Linked DNA regions of Homo sapiens: region 1 is linked to region 2. The links are chromatin loops, found by intact Hi-C in ENCODE. Cell type or tissue: endothelial cell of umbilical vein. All regions are shown on one strand. Each heading gives the region's core, and the rest is flanking DNA. Links, peaks and the distances in the headings are about the cores only. Region 1 overlaps CRIM1 (cysteine rich transmembrane BMP regulator 1). Region 2 overlaps CRIM1 (cysteine rich transmembrane BMP regulator 1).

Evidence for each region. A loop is a pair of places that touch in the nucleus more often than their neighbours do. Peaks named below come from ENCODE experiments on the same cell type or tissue, not always from the same donor. Only the 100,000 strongest peaks of a DNase experiment are listed, where the experiment ranks them.
Region 1: a loop joins it to region 2, with 7 times the contacts of the local background. A loop is called at or near these places in 4 of 110 quality-filtered maps.

What each region holds. Positions count from the first base shown.
Region 1 is chr2:36,411,006-36,416,398 of GRCh38, reverse strand. The region is part of intron 2 of CRIM1 (cysteine rich transmembrane BMP regulator 1); the gene reads right to left. It overlaps LOC124905989 (a long non-coding RNA gene), which reads left to right. Exons shown (of 2, transcript XR_007086282.1): 2 at 1-52. Among named protein-coding and RNA genes, the nearest start is that of CRIM1, 58 kb to the right of the region's middle. In endothelial cell of umbilical vein, for the core only: no CTCF peak of the experiment used is centred there; DNase peaks (open chromatin) are centred at 3,028 and 4,358; H3K27ac peaks cover 4,254 bases.
Region 2 is chr2:36,482,401-36,487,793 of GRCh38, reverse strand. All of the region lies in intron 7 of CRIM1 (cysteine rich transmembrane BMP regulator 1), which reads right to left. Among named protein-coding and RNA genes, the nearest start is that of FEZ2, 110 kb to the left of the region's middle. In endothelial cell of umbilical vein, for the core only: no CTCF peak of the experiment used is centred there; DNase peaks (open chromatin) are centred at 1,083 and 2,083; H3K27ac peaks cover 4,841 bases.

The DNA of each region.
Region 1 (5,393 bases), core at 179-5,178, 72 kb after region 2:
GCTACCTCTCTCCTCACAAGCTTGCAATGGCAATAAAGTTCCCATTCTTTTAGCATATCATGAAAGTTATCTTTTATAATTTAGGTTCCTCAATGGCAATAAAGTCCCATTTTTTAGCATATCATGAAAGTTATCTTTTATAATTTAGTTCCATAGTTCCAATCCATTATTATTATTATTATTATTATTTTGAGACAAAATCCCACCCTATCACCCAGACTGGAGTGCAGTGGCACGATCTCTGCTCACTGTAACCTCCACCTCCCAGGTTCAAGTGATTCTCCTGCCTCAGCCTCCTGAGTAGCTGGGATTACAGGCACACCCTACCATGCCAAGCTAATTTTTATATTTTTAGTAGAGACAGGGTTTCACCATGTTGCCCTGGCTGGTCTTGAACTCCTGACCTTAAGTGATCCGCGTGCCTTGGCCCCCCAAAGTGCTGGGATTACAGGCGTGAGCCACTGTGCCCAGCCCCAATCCATTATTTTTTTAAATCATCAGACACTCATTAACTATCCCCTAGATGCCAGGCACCGTCCCTGCTTTCAGAGGATATTGGCAGGCACACAGGAAAATAAAATGTGGTATGATAAGCACACAGACATAGACTAAGTATAATAAGGTCCTACCACATAAGTCCTCAGTTAGGGGATGGAGGAAGAATGATTTAAATGGTATGGGCTTCTCCACATGCTCTGGAGTGTGCATGAGATATGACACTCACAATCTTTCATTTCCCCCAGCTAGCCTTGGTTCCACCGGGATTCTAGTGTGACGATAATCATGCCTGAAATAGTAGATGCATGTAGTGAAAAACTTACAGAAAGAATCTATGAACAATTTTAAAGGGAAGCCAAACAAATTGGGATATGGGTTGTGTTGACATCCCTGGGGAAGAAACAAAAGCCTTCTCCAAAGGTCAGAGAAACAGCCTACAGAAGAGACAGAGGATTAGATAAAACAGCACAAGACAAAGCTGAAGAGCTGTAACCAAGAGCTACCAAGGTGGAATTTTCACAATTTTACTGATGTGTTCCAGGTAGTGAAACACTCTAATGACTTGATTTCCAAATAGCATCACCACACGAAGAAAAGGACTCAGAATCACTTCTGCCTCCAGTATACTCTCAGTTTCTCAAGCAGGTAATTTTGACTCCCCTTAGTTTTTGCCCAGTCTTACCCATCTTAGGAAATGGTACCAACTGCTCAAGCCAGAACCCTGGGGTCACTCTGAAGTCTACCCCCAACCTCACCCCCAAATCCAACCTAATTGAGCCCTTTTAACTGTATTTCCAAATGGAACAGAGAATCTATCCAACTCCTCTGCTAGCACCCTGGTCCAGCCACATAGCAGTCTCCTGGCTGGGCTCTTCTTCAGTGGCCTAAATAATGTTTCTGATTCTACTCTAGCTTCCCGCTACAATCCATTTTCCACATGGCAGCCACAGTTGATCTTAAAAAGGGCATCCTCTCATCTCCATCTGAAGCTTCAAACTCTTTCATGGATTCCTATTATACTTAGAATAAAATCCAAACTCCTTACCATGTTGTCTGTGTAACTGAGCCCTTCCCTGCCTCTCCAGCTTCCTCTTCTGCCACTCTCCCCAACACTCACTCAATACACTACAGCCACATCACAACTTTAAGTCCCTCGGGACACAAAACTCTTTCTCCCATACTGGGGTCACTGAACATGGGCAAGTTCACTCTGTCTAGAATGTTCTTCCACGAGCTCTTTGCACAGCCAGCTCCTTCTTACCTTTCAGTCCAACTTAAAACATCAGCTCTTCAGAGGAGAGACTTTCTCAAGCTATCCTATCTCAGTCTCAGTACCCTGTACGTCAACAGCAATCACATAATTTTATTTTTGCCACTTAAGACTGAAAGCTCGGGGGGGGACTAGAACCTTATCTGTCTTGTTTGCCCTGAATCTAGCACAGTGTCTGAACAGAGCAGGCGCTCAATAAATATTTGTTGAATGAATGAATGAATAACAGATTAAGGAAAACTAAGTAGGCATTTGCTAAGGGCTGATAACTACCCTATCCAATGTAACTCTACAGAATAAACATATAAACTTCAGACAAAACAAGCTTTTGTGTGTCATTTAACTTTTAGGCTGCTTTTGAGAGCTGCATTTAATTTTAAGGCTATAAGGATTTGTATATAACAGCACTGCTTCCTAATATTTCCATGTCAGAACCAGACAAATGGCCCACAATCACCGGTAAGATGAGAGCAGAGATGCCAAAGCATGAAGGCCTTCAGCAGTGAGAAAGGCATATGGTACCCAACTGAATTCCCATTAAAAAAGGTGCATTAGGGTGTGCTGCTATTATTCAGTCTCAGGAGAAGCTCATACACAGAAACCTATTGGATGTAAAGCAGGGAAAACACAAATATATGAAGATGTCTCCAGCATACTGTTATGATGTATATTTTTTAATTAATGGAAAATCGGATCTCACCGTTTCATTCTGCAAAGCTTAAAAGTGACCTTTTGCTAATGATAAATGACAATATGGTTGACATATGAATAGGGCTGAAATAGAGCACCCCCATCCAAATACATACACTTTACAAGTGTATGTAATGAAACTAGGTTCTCTTTTCAGCTGTAGAAGAAACATCTTTAGCCAGCTGAAAATTCAGATGAAAATCCAAAAACTGCAAAGATGAAAGAATTGGAACACGGTGACTAAGCCAATGAGCTCAAAATAAGAGATCGCTGACTGCATTTTTAGTACATATCCATTGATACGCACGTGTGTAGGTATCTAATTTTATACGCAATTTGTATTTGTGTGGGATTCTGTTTGTCTGCTTGTTGGTTCTGGGCTCTCTCTGAAACAACAAGCCATTCAATTAGGCTCTGCCGTGGAGCACAGAGAAGAAACATATTGCTTTTGGCCTCACAACCGTCCTTTCCCGCTTGTGTGAAAAGCCTGTGTTGACTGTACTGTGAAAAAAATTAAAGGACAGAAAAGCCCTACTGTTGTAACTATGCCAAAAAAGTATAAAGAAACAAACCCAGATGCTAGAATTTGAGGCATTTCCTCTGCTATGAGACTATGTCCTTTAACTGAAGGTCAAAGGAACATTAAAGGGCTTACATATTTCAAAGTGGTAAGTGGATGTTTTTTGTGGCCCTCTCACTTTATGCATGCAGGTGACATACATTTCACTGACATTTAACAAGCAGAATTTATTCAGCAGCATTCAAGGAAAATCCTGGTATCGCTTTCAAACATGATTTATTTATATTTCTAGCGCTTTATATTAATACAGATTGGTTCATTTTCCTGACAGCCTGAGTCCCTCCCAAATGCCAGTAAGTGAATAAAGTCATTCGTAAGCCCATTTCACATTTACTACCTACCTCAATGTGTCTAGGTGTTGTAATTTTATAACCTTTTTCCTGGGGATATTCATTTATTTTTGATGCTGCAGATAATAGTAACTAATGTGAGATATACTCATTTTACTTCTCTTCTTAGGAAGTACTTCACATAAGATTTAAAAGATCTGAAATGTCTTCTCTGGTAATAGAAAACAACAGTACCTCAGCTCATGGGAAATATAACAAAATCAATCATGTTACATTATGTTAAGCAAACATATATCAAATGGGCCACCATTTGTATACCAAATTTAAGATATCAAAGATATATAAATTTAAGATGTATAAAATTTTGTATATCAAATTTAACATATAGCAAATGGGCCACTATTTAAAATTCATTTGTTTTAAATATGTCTTAAAAACTTTGATATGAGTCATATGGCAAAAATCTTGATACAAAGGTTAGTATGACTGAGGAATACACAAATAATACAAATCCATGAAGCATCAAAGTCAGTATATGATTTAAAAATCCCTCTGAACTGAACAGTGACAGAACTGTCAGATGTGGCAAATATTTCAATAAAGAGAGCAGTAAAATACAGCCAAGAATTCCCACTGCCAATCTCTCGATGGCCAAATATGGAGGCTTCTCCAAAACACAATTTCACTTGGGCTGGGCAAGAATGGGTTAAACGCAGAAATCTGGTGACTTCCATTCTATGTCGATCTTTACCTTTGTCCTCGGTATTCCGTGCGCCCCCCACCCCCTGCGCCCCCATTTGTAGAAAACTGAAACTGCAAGTTAACAGCTACTCCCCTTTTGCTTACTGGAGTTCTTGGTTATTTACTGAGAATGTTTCAAATAATTCTGTTGGGCGTCATCACAGTTACTAGTGGACATACCATCTAATCATGACCCGTAGCAGCTCTGGTCTACCTAAAGGGAGTCAAGCTTTCTGACTTGTTGCTTTAGAAATGTCAACAAAAGGAAGACAGTTTTCGACTTTATCTCTCATATTTCCTTTGAATTCAATAGGGTCAGCTTCACTAGTGTGCGGGAAGCAGATAGACAACACAATTTAATTGCAAAGTTGGGTGTGGTTGTTATAGTGATAAGGGAAATGAAAATGGAAGCAGTTTGAATAATATTTATTTCAGGAGTCATAGCTTATCCTCTATAAGCTATTTACAAAGTGCATAATATTACATCGATTCTTAGAAACGAACCACTGGAATGTATCTCACGGGTTAAGAGTCTATAACTAATGTGCACCATTAAGGAAGACCAAAATTCTCAGGAAACACTTAACCAGAGAATGTAACACTATTATCGGCACTGTCACATTTAATAGCACACAGGTAACTGTACACACACACACACACACACACAAAGAATAAGATAAAAATAATCACATGGTTGCACTTATTTCCACATATTACCTATGATATCATCATGGATGTATATGTGCTTATATACATGTAGCTATATAAATTCATACATGCACATGGGACATATTTGTATACAATGTTCTTCCGGCACATAAAGTACAAAAAATACAAGTGACATGCATAATTTTTTTCAGAAAATGCATTATTTCCTATGCATATGAACACAGACTATTTATTATAAATCCATACAGAATACACTCTCCTGACTAAAGAGGTTTAGTTCTTGATATATCAAAAGGACCCCCAAGGGCAACATTATAATAAGACCTGTACCTAGACAGACATGAAGCCAGGCTGAGAGGCATGAAAGAATATATACACAACATTTTTGGGAGTTCCATGCTGCAATGAAGTGTTAACACCACATAATAATTGTATTTGAAAAATTCCAGATGAAACAGAAATAAGTTAGGTCTCAATCAGAAGGCAATCTGAAGGTCCTATTGTAATTAGCAATCAAAATGCCAAAGGGCACCAAGAACATGTAAGTGGAATAGTATTTTCTTTTTAGTACCACAGAGATAAATGTCACTTTAGATGTTATATGCAAGATATTTATTTAGGCAGTTTAGAACCCTGACTAGTACCCAGATCTGCG
Region 2 (5,393 bases), core at 54-5,053:
ACACCAGGAGTTATACTTACAAATAAGTGTTATTGATAAAAGTACTCACTTTTAGAGGCTATATTCTTATGCCAAAATGCTGTTCATGTTAAAATTCTGTTTGAAACCTCTTCATAGTTGCTTTCAGAGCAAATTACTATGTCATAGAAGACAAAGTGCCTTTATTTTACTGTCACTTTTTGCTTCCTCTAAACAGTTTTACTCAGCTAGATCGGCCACCTTTTTTTTTTTTTTAAACCAGACTTCAACATAAATGACTTTGGCTATTTCCTAGAGTCTAATAAACCTTCAAAGTCAAGGGTTTACAAAGCTAAGGATATTCAAAAGGATGTGCTATGATCTCTAAAGTCAGTTTCAAAAGAGAGGCACCAAAAATATTCTGAATGACTGTATCCCTGGAGTAAGTATACATTTTTCCCATATAACTTGTGAAAGGAAAAACACTTCACTTGAATATGTACATTTTAGTATGTTTAAAAATAATTTTATTATCTGGCGGGACCTTGTGTTGGTGGGAATAAACAAACATGCTTCATAGGAAAAGTGTAATCAGGTGCTATAAATACAGGAGTGTTGAGTCCAATGAATTCCTTGGAACTGAGGCAAACAGTAGGAGATGAAGATGAGGATTTTAAAATAAGATGGTCTCATATAGCCATGTTAGGTAAAATGGTATCTGTTGAACATTGGGCAGTATGATTACTAATTAAAATGTTAAATTCTACTGGGTAGACAAAAGCTAAAAAGTAAACCAATTCTGCTATTTATCAATGGTTGCAGCATAAAGAAGATGGAATCTTTTCTTTTTAAAGTCTGCAGGCCTTTTCTGAAGGGCATGTCTCTTAATAACCTTCATTAACTTCTGTTTGGTTGCCTAAGAGTTGTCTCATCCAAAAAAAGTTTAGCACAGTCTCAAAAGAGATTGTGTTTATTTAAGCTTGTTGGAAAAACATTCCTATCATTTCAAGAATGACTAAATATTTTTCATTCACATAGTTAGCATTCCAGACTATGTTTTCCTGCCTCTGTTGATTAGATGAAAATTAGCAGGCCCAAGTCTGATCTATTAGATGCAATTATTGTCTTAGTAGGAAAATTATGAGACTCCCAGCAATAATACCCTTTTAGGTATGGGAAGTAGACAGCAGAGGAAATAAAGAGCAACCCACCCCCTTGCACGCCACTTCAACAGGGAAATACTTAACAGCTGAGCTCTGTAAACTCAGGGGCAGAGGAATTTCTAATCATGTGTTTCAGAATTAGCTCTCAACAATTCTGAACATTTAAGGCATTGATCAGTTTGGTCATCTAGCAAATTAAGAGTATAAGACCAATCTTCATTTTTACTCGTAAAACTTGGTTCAGTATGACAGTCTTACTCAAAATCAAGTACAAAGAGCAAGGCATTACCGACACAAGCAAAGACATGCTGGACTTGGAGAACCAGCAGCAGAACTCCTAGGTATAAGTAAGAATAAACATTTCTTCTCTATTAAACTACTTCTACAACATTTATTTCTACACTTGTTTAACTATTAATGTAAGTGGTGGATCTAACATGTAAAGAAAGCCACTCATATAATGTACATATTTCTATATAGCTGTGAAAAATCACAAAATCTTGAAAGTGATATATTAAGGCTGGATGTGAGTGTCTTTTGCATTTACTTTACCTATATTCTAGTTTTATTGCAAATATGTAAAGACATTTTAAATGATCAGAGAAAAATCAAAATATGACAATATTCAACATTGAAAAATTTCTGATGTTTATGTTAAAGACCTAGGTTAAGAAACAGTCATTTGCTACGCATTTGTTACCCAACATATGACCTTATTTGGACAAGCAAAAAATAGACTGTGTTATATTTTAATTTCCATTTATGGAACTAGTTTCCAGGACGTTTAGAGTTAAAGGATAAAACACATGCCTAACAGTCTTTAGGCTATTACGAATATTTTATTATTCTTGGCTTACTAATAATAGCATCGTATATGGCACTGAAGCAATACCACCCATAAACTGAGTTTTGATCCCTGTTATGTACCAGAATGTTAATAACATGTGACCCTATGGCATCTTTGACTTCACTGCCTCTTGGGGTCAGCCAAACTATGTTTGACTCCGTGCCACAAAAGCAGTAGCTTAATCATTTGAGATACTGTTCAGTGAGGAAGCATTATGGGCAGGGCTGGAAACATTTTTTCTTGTTTCAAAGAATTCCCACCCAGATATGTGCCTGGTACAGACTTTTCTGGCAGCCCAGTGGAAATCTCATTAGAAGGGCAGCTTGATTCAAGCTATATCATCAGCCTTCAGGGAGAGAATATAGTGCTTCCATAAATTTGGGATTGATGAAGAAGACGACAATATATTTGACAGCTCACAGAACTCCAGCCTTTTAGAGGAGCACAACTTACAGTATTGGGTGAGCTGAGACTGAAGTGGCTTACTAAATCCACATAGGTCAAGACGTGCCTGACATCCAGTCTTCAACACTGTCCCAAGTAGGACCAGGATTCCCTAAGTAAGAGATCCAAGAAAGCCAGGTGGCAGGAAGAAAGATAGTGGATTTTTTGGTTCAACCACATTCCATCCTAAACCCAGAATTAGAAGGAATCCATGCACAGTGAATCTCTTATTCCTCTATCCTCTACTTCAAGAGTTAAGTCCAGGTTAGCAGAATTATTAGGCCTGAAACTCAGCTGGGTATCTGATAATATGTCTGCAAATAGCAATTTTAACTTTTTATTAAGAAGAAAACTTAAAAAATACTGAATACTATGGACTCTGATATACCTCTCATCCAGCTTTAACAATCTACAAATAACTCTTTGACTTCCTGTTAGAGATAGAACATGGATTTTGCTTTGTTTTCAGACAGACAGAAATAGTAGAGGGGAAACTACCCATTTGCCCAACCGCTAGCACGGAATTTTTTTACTGGCAACCTGAGTATAATTCTGAATGCTACCTTTTAAAATATTACCTAAGTTGTTCCTAGTTCTTGAAAAGTGATACTCTGGTGTTGGCTTCAAAATCCCTAAGGTCATCAAAATCATCAGCTCCTCCGTGCAGGAGATGGTGCACCTAAGGAGGCCTGAAGAACACTCAGATCACAGTGGCCACCTGGGCAGGGTCCAGCCGCAGCCCAAGATGAGAAGGCAGATCAGGTCTGACATCAAGACTTCAAAGTCCCCAGGAAGCTCTAATCTCTTGCATCAGGTGTCACAGCTAAGCTGGCCACACACCTGTCCACATCTCTTGAATTTTTCTTATTGAGTAATCACGGGGATGTTATAGATGTCATGTAGCCAAAACTTCCCTCCCCGATACCTTATCTTACCTTCAATCACAAAATAGATTTCTAATGGAAATGGCAACCTCTCCTCAGGATCCCTCTGACATTAAGAATCAGCTTTGGCAGCATTTATACTTGCTATTATTGAAAAAAAAAATCAGCAAATAATTCTCAATATCTAATGACAATGTAAAAAAAATCCTTGCCCGTGTAAGTAACTGAAATGCAGTGGCACCTACACCATGCACAAGGCGTCTTAAAAACAGTACATTAACGTGGCAGCAAGCATTAGCCTTAGAGGGTCTGGGAAGCCCCAGTTAAACTCTGTGATTCTGGACTTCAGGGGCTGAACTGGGACAGAATAAACCACAGAATACACATCAGTCTTGGAAGGCCCATGAGGCTGACACAGGGATGGAGCCCAGAGCTGAGTGCCCATCAGAAGGGTGAACCGTCAATGCAGGAAACTGGTCCAACTGGCCTGTAGACATGTAGGCCCACCTCATGTCACACACTTCCATAACACTCTTACTTATGTTCTCAAAATGTGTTTTCAGTGATAAGCATGCTGACATTATTCTTCCTTCAACTAGTAGATCAGGGGTCCCAATGGCCATCAGCTTTTGACGCTCTGGTTAAGGTAACCCTGTATCAGGGTCTGCTCCCTCACTCAACTAAAAAGAAGATCTGTATGAAGGGTCTGGTTGGGACTTCCTGCTCCAGTCTTTCTTTCCTCCTCACTGTCCTCACTTATTATTTACTCATTTAAAAATTTTGAGCATCTACTTACACATCACATGTTGTTTTAGGGATTCAAAAGAATATGCCAAATTCTTTCTTTACAGGGGGATGGAGCCTCTTTCAGGGTATAATGCACTGCAGCGCAGAGGCACTGTCCATTCAGGGTCCAGGGTCTGGTCCTGGGGACACACTGTGCTGTCACTTATGAGCTGTATGACCCTGGGCAAATTACATGGCCTCCGAACTTTGTGTTCTCTGATGGTAAACTGGGATGACAGCACCCATACCGAAGGGATGCTGTGAGGATCTCAAATTAGTTGCTCCTCTTAAAGCACTTAAACCTGACACATAACAATTGTATGAAATGTTAGCCACTGTCATTAAGGGTTACAAATAACAGTGGCCCTGCAGATGAAGACCTAATTCTGCCGTCCAATCTCTTTTTTGTTTTTAGTTTTTAAGGAGATTAAGGCTGTGTCGTCTATGTATGCCATTCAACTGAAAACTTTATATGCTATTCCACACGTTTCCACCCTAGCTCTTCACAGGGGTCAGAAAATAAAAATAATGAGATCGATAAACAAGAGATGTAGAGAAAAGTCAACAAAGCAAAATGTGAGAATATAATCAGTTAACAGACTGGAAAGGCTTATCTGTATACCTGAATTGGGTGTTGACAATAACTTGCTAAGAATTCATCATGAGAGTACTTAAGTGCCAATTTAAAAAGCACTTAGGTACTTGTGAATCAAGTTAGCTGTCAAGTAACAGCCTAGTCTTTAAGGGCCCCCAGGTTCATGTCCCTAGTCCTCCAGGAGTAACCAAAAGACACATTATCTTGTCATTTGGAAGGTATGTGTCTCCAGTAACAACAGCCACAATAAGGTTCTTCCTCCCTGGAGGTCCTAACACGCCATATTTAGTGATGCTGTTAGTTTACTTAGAATCTAAAACCACAATCCTTGTGTGGGGTCCTTTCATCTAATTTCATACTCTGACGATGTACCTAGAGACTGTAGCTAATAGGGTAAGGGCCAACACTGGTTACGCAACTGTGCACAGAGGAATTTATTGTGTGTATAAACTAAGTAAATACCAGTGTTTCTGGTTTTCCTCTAACTATTTCTGGGTGATTGCTTATTTATTGCACATTAACACCTTGCACTTTTTCTTATTTCATACAATCCTTTTGCTACTCTGAAATCATTTGAAATTATATTTAAGTATGATATTGAATGACTGCTGAGAAAAAATGTCTTCAAATGATCCCAGAGACTTTCTTGGACCCTATAAACTAAGCAGTAAGATCCATTCACCTTGTGTTATTTTGTAAGTTTATTATTAGTAGCC